Linked DNA regions of Homo sapiens: region 1 is linked to region 2. Evidence: chromatin contacts called from ENCODE Hi-C or POLR2A ChIA-PET data. All regions are on one chromosome and are shown on one strand. The core of a region is the stretch at or near the end of the contact, and the rest is flanking DNA. Distances in the headings are between cores, read along the strand shown. Region 1 overlaps TKTL1 (transketolase like 1). Region 2 has its middle 8.3 kb from the start of OPN1LW.

What was found. Hi-C counts contacts between places; a loop is a spot of excess contacts on that map. ChIA-PET counts read pairs that join two places held with the same protein, here RNA polymerase II (POLR2A). Pooled maps may share reads with other maps.
Region 1: a pooled map shows a loop between it and region 2 (3-fold over the local background). The contact joins two enhancer-like sites. A Hi-C loop is called at or near these places in 2 of 168 maps with a recorded cell type or tissue (heart left ventricle and left cardiac atrium) and 10 of 50 pooled maps. POLR2A ChIA-PET finds 5 or more read pairs at or near these places in 3 of 52 experiments (B cell, CD4-positive, alpha-beta memory T cell and activated CD4-positive, alpha-beta T cell).

The regions. Positions count from the first base shown.
Region 1 is chrX:154,326,127-154,328,826 of GRCh38, forward strand. It overlaps TKTL1 (transketolase like 1), which reads left to right. Exons shown (of 13, transcript NM_012253.4): 11 at 1,465-1,561; 12 at 1,713-1,832. Among named protein-coding and RNA genes, the nearest start is that of TKTL1, 32 kb to the left of the region's middle. Within about 2 kb of position 1,390, at least 5 of the 41 ENCODE cell types and tissues checked have a DNase peak (open chromatin) inside an H3K27ac peak, as active enhancers do.
Region 2 is chrX:154,134,581-154,137,380 of GRCh38, forward strand. No RefSeq gene overlaps it. Among named protein-coding and RNA genes, the nearest start is that of OPN1LW, 8.3 kb to the right of the region's middle. RefSeq lists a silencer at 2,094-2,388 and an enhancer at 2,112-2,161. Within about 2 kb of position 1,516, at least 13 of the 41 ENCODE cell types and tissues checked have a DNase peak (open chromatin) inside an H3K27ac peak, as active enhancers do.

The sequences.
Region 1 (2,700 bases), core at 140-2,639, 190 kb after region 2:
CAGTCCTATCTGTAGATGAGGATTGGAGAAAGTAAGTGTCTTACTTAAGGGTTTACAGCTTGTGAGTACCAAGACCAGAATCCAGGCCTGAGTAGTGAGCCCAGTCTCCCCAGGTCTGCCCACCACGCTGACCATCCCCTGCTCAGCCTGCCTGTCAGGGCCATGCATAGAGAAAAGCAGAAACGTCTATGGAGAAAATAAGTGACTCTGCTCATCACCTAGGGAGTGGGGCTTGTAGACATTTTGGCATGCTTCCTTCCTGTCTTTGTTCTAGGCATACATGTATATTTTACACAGTTGAGATCATACTGAATAGAAAGGTTTGCCCATAGCCACTCTTGAAAGAGCAGCAGGTAACATCCAATTTGGTTGCTAAGGACTAGGCTGCTCCAGAATTCACAGTTGCAAGTACTCAGAATGGCCAGAGTGCTGCCATAAAGCAGGTGTTTCCAGAACTGTCCACTGTGTGCCATAACGTAGCTGGAAAACGCCACCAAATGGAAAAGTTAGTGTTCACCTTTGGTGTTAACTACAGGTTCTGTTTCTATGGGGAGGGTCTCTTGACATTCACATGGTTTGCAGAGCTTGCTTATTTCTGTCGTCTCTTTTCTAATAATTTTCCTGTCCTGACAAAAGCAAGTAAATTTACTGATAGTAAAGGATGTGAGATAAATGTGTGTGATAACATGCATGGCATGGATCGTTAAAGGGCTGGGCTTTGAAAAGAGGACATGGATATGTGTGCATGCGTGTATAAGTATTTTAAGAGGCCAGGACATCCTTAAAGAATGGGGTGGCTCAGAAACCCTTTCTGTACTATCAGCAATGGTTCTTAAGCTACAGGGAAACCTATACAGAGGGGAAGTGGAGAATAATTCCAGATGCCTCCGATGGGTAGCTTTGGAGGCAACAATCTATGAAAGAAGCCCAGGAACTCTGTCTTTGCTTGCAGAATAGTACGTTGTCGAGAGCGAGGGCTTTGATGTCAGCCCCGCCTGGCTGTGGGTCCCAGCCCTGCCCTGGGCCACTTCCTCCTGCTCTGAGATTTGCTTTCCTCAGCTGCAGAACGGTTGTGCCACTGAACAGATCTTACAGGGAGGCTGTGAGGGTTCTCAGAGTTCAGGCACACAAGATCTTAGCACTCAGCGTGTTGCCAATGCCCAGAATGTTCTCATTAACATGTTAGTCACTGGAGTCCAATCTTTGCATGCCATAGTGAGCTCTCAAACCAGACTCCTGATGGGTATGTGGCGTATCCATGCTCCAGGACAGCTGGAGCAGTGTAATTTCCTATCAAAAAGTATGTGTCCTGGCTTGTAAATGCATCTGATTTTTTTAGTAGTGAGTTATTAAGGAGTGAAATTGTTAGAATTGGGGGATAGCGGCATAGCAAAGTGCCTTCCACTTTGACATGCATTCTGTGTGTAGTAACCACGGCATTCTGTTTTGCTGGCACTATACCAGGTCCTCCGCCACTGTGTCAGTGACAAGGTCACAGTTATTGGAGCTGGAATTACTGTGTATGAAGCCTTAGCAGCTGCTGATGAGCTTTCGAAACAAGGTCAGTTGGTTGAGTATGAGCATTGAAGTTCAAGCTGGGAAGAGGTAGGACTTCAGCTACCTCCTGTGCCCTGAGTGCTCTTTTTATTTTTATCCCTGCATGTTATTCTGAGTCTCTTTCTTGTACCAAGCTGGTTTTTGCTGTTCTGCAGATATTTTTATCCGTGTCATCGACCTGTTTACCATTAAACCTCTGGATGTCGCCACCATCGTCTCCAGTGCAAAAGCCACAGAGGGCCGGATCATTACAGTGGAGGATCACTACCCGCAAGGTGTGTGTGGGCATTGAGAATGCTTTGGAAGGTTTTGGTGTTTTTGTTTCCTTGATTGGCCACATGGCATGCTCTCAGGCATCACCTATAGTCTACCTCTCACCCAGCATGGCTTTGTTATTTGATGTTCACTAAGCGTGGGGCCATACTCATACACATCTGTGTGTCCCCAACAGAGTGCACAGTGCCCAGTCACCAGGGCGGGTCAGTGGCAACACAGAGGAGTGGCTATTGCAGGCAAGCGAGGTGTCATGAAAAGCATCGCAGTTTCTTTGGGTTTGGAATGATGAATAGTATGCCCCAGGCCAGGCGTGGTGGCTTACACCTGTCATCCCAGCACTTTGGGAGGCCGAGGCAGGTAGAGATCACTTGAGGCCAGAAGCTCAAGACCAGCCTGGTCAACATGGTGAAACCCCATCTCTACTAAAAATACAAAAATTAGCTGGGTGTGGTGGTGCATGCCTGTAGTCCCAGCTACTTGGGAGGTTGAGGCAGGAGAATCACTTGAACCCAGGAGGTGGAGGTTGCAGTGAGCCAGGATCATACCATTGCACTCCAGCTTGGGAAACAGAGTGAGACTCTGCCTCAAAAAAAAAAAAAAAAAAAAAAAAAAAAAAAAAAAAAAAAAAAAAAAGTGTGCCCCGACGAAAGCAGGTATAGCAGAGAACACAGCAAATGCAGAAAACAGTGTGTCAGGGAGAATGGGCTGGGCAGTGTTTGCGCCTGGAAAGGTTAGGTGGGACAGATGATGTGATACAAGGAGCATTGAGTGTTCATGCGGCAGGGGCCCTCTGAGCCTGCACAAGCGGTGCCTGATCTCTCGAAGGACTCCTGGGACCCAGCACACAGTTGCTCTCACACCTGAGGT
Region 2 (2,800 bases), core at 266-2,765:
GATGCCATGTGGAGGAGAGTAATACAAGCCAGCTAACAGCCAGCACCAACTGCCAGACATGGCATGAGTGACCCCAACCAACACGAGGTGGAGCAGAAGAACTGTGCCTTACAGATCAGTCGATACATAAACTCATAAGAACTCATCAATTGTTATTTTATGCCACTAAATTTTGGGGGGGCTTGTTAGGCAGCTCTACACTTGAGATCCAGACCAAATGGAGAGAGTATGGTAAGCTCTGGGGAGCAGGTCGCAACCTGAAAAGCCTGGCAGACTCGACTCATGGAGGAAGACTGCTGGCCCCTACTTATTCCCCCAGCAGAATAAGTAATAATTACAAAGGATTTGCAGGGAACAAGGGAAATGGATGAGGAAGAGACAGTTCTTGTTCTCTATCTGTCCAGGAATATTTTTTGGCATCATCCTTAGTGTACTATTTCTAATAGTCATACAATGACGTCTTGTCCTCTTGCCCTTTCTCTATTTCTCCATTTAACAGGTTAGGTCTGTGCAGGCTGGATAGTGCAGCTGGGACATCTAGGACCACATTAGATCCTAGATGCCTCCAAGGCAAGAGATAGTATCACAATGTAAAAAATGCTTGTATAGGCTGGGCGAGGTGGCTCACGCCTGTAATCCCAGCACTTTGGGAGGCTGAGGCGAGCAGATCACTTGAGGTCAGGAGTTCGAGACCAGCCTGGCCAACATGACAAAACCCCGTCTCTACTAAAAATACAAAAATTAGCTGGGCATGGTGGTGCTTGCCTGTAGTCCAGCTACTCGGGAGACTGAGGCAGGAGAATGGCTTGAACCCAGGAGGTGGAGGTTGCAGTGAGCTGAGATCACACCACTGCACTCCAGCCTGGGGGACAGAGTGAAGCTCCATCTCAAAAAAAAAAGAAAAGAAAAGAAAAACAAAAGAAAATGCTTGTATAGCAAATAGGTTACGCTTTAGAAAACCACAGCTATCTTTGATAGAGGAGTATGGGTTGAGATCATATTCATCTTGACTTTTATTCGTTCAAATGATTACATCAATGACTAACCTCAAGTGAGTTTATGACTGGGCAGGGAATGTGACCAACATCTAAAGTCTGTGCCATGCCACTGCCCACGGGCTGCTTGGCTTCAGAACAAAGCGGTTATTTGCATCAGTGAATCCAAGTTGGTCCTCTTGCCTCCCATGCTATAATTGGAAACACCGAGTTTGTAAGTACAATGTCACCAGAAATGTCACTTGTAAATGCAAAGCTCAAATCATCAGATCCAAGACTCTAAGACACCCAGCCTTGCAGAACAAGGATGGAACTTGAGAGGGGAGAGAATGTGCTAGAGCTTACACTGATGACCTGGAGGGTCACAGCCTTACCCAGATGTACAGGGGCTGCCGTCAGAGTGGGGACAAGTTTTCTGTTCAAAGGCAGTAGAAAGCTTTTTAGAACAATGGAAGCAAATAATATCTCTTGTTGCATTGTGTACAAAATGTGAGACAGATCAATGGAATACACACAATAACAGATAAAGGAAATACACAGGAAATGCGTGCAAGAAAAACACCTGGGTCCCTGAATGACAGGAAATAGTGCTGTCTAATAGTGCACTAAGATTCTGTTAGAAATTTCTTCCCTAGCAATGAAAGACAGTTAAAGGGAATCATGTCATTGTATGTGCAAATCTTGGTATTTTAATTGCATATGTATCGTATAAATTAAGCTTTTGTCTGATTTCCACTGTCTGTAAGAGTTAAAATTAAAAAAATAAACACTTGGCTGGACCACACACTGAATTAATGATTTTAACACAAAAATGATACTGAAGAGAATGTGAATGCACTAATGCCACCGAACTGTGTGTACTTAAAAACGGTTAAGATGGTAAGTTGTATGTTATGGGTATTTTACCACTATTAAAAAAAAGTTTTTAAGAAAAAAGGCTAATAAGATTTCTGGGTTCAGGCAGGAGTAGGAAGGCAGCGAAAACCCGAATTCCCCCACTTCTCCTAAAAGAAGTCCAAACACAGGAAGAATGAATGAGCCCCCCTCCTTGATATACTGGAGGAAACCAGAACCTGTGCCATCAGAAAGCGCTAGGATGTGACAAAGCAGGGAGGGGACTACAAAGGGCCCCAGCGGTCCCGACCAGGATCCACCCTTTCAGGACATGGCCCAGGCCCGCTCAGGATCGCATGGGGGCAGATGCGAGCCCCAGGAGAACTCCCGAGGACCCGCGGCGGCCGCCGGGGGCTTCCTGACGCGCGAGCGGCGAGGCGGCGCCAGAAGAGGGCGCCCGGGAGCCGAACAGGAGGCCAAACCCCGGGCCTTCCCGCGTTCCCGGGGGTCCCCGTGCTAAGGCAGACAGAAGGCGCCCACCTGTCAACAGTGAGAACCAGAATCCACAAAGGCCAAAGTGCGGAAGGCACTGAGACAAAGCAAAGCGACCCACAGAGCAAGAGGACCGAGCCGCCGCCGCCGCTCACCGGAAAAAGCGTTGCACAGGGCCCGAGGCAGGGGCTTCGCAGAGGCGTTCAGCTCACCGCTGGGAGCTGTTCTGGGGCTCCGGGTCCCACGGCCGTTTGCCCAGCCGTTTCCGAAGCCGCAGCCTTGCTCCGGATTCGCCTCGCACTTTTTTTTTTTTTGGACAGTGCTAGGAAACATGCGTTTAATAAAGAAATCTAGGCATGCAGTTTTCAATTAACATGGCCCATTATGTCTCTCTCCTTCCGCTTACAGTGAAGATCAGGACCATGAAGTGAATTTGAATTTCTTTTCTTTTTTTCTTTTCTTTTCTTTTCTTTTCAAGA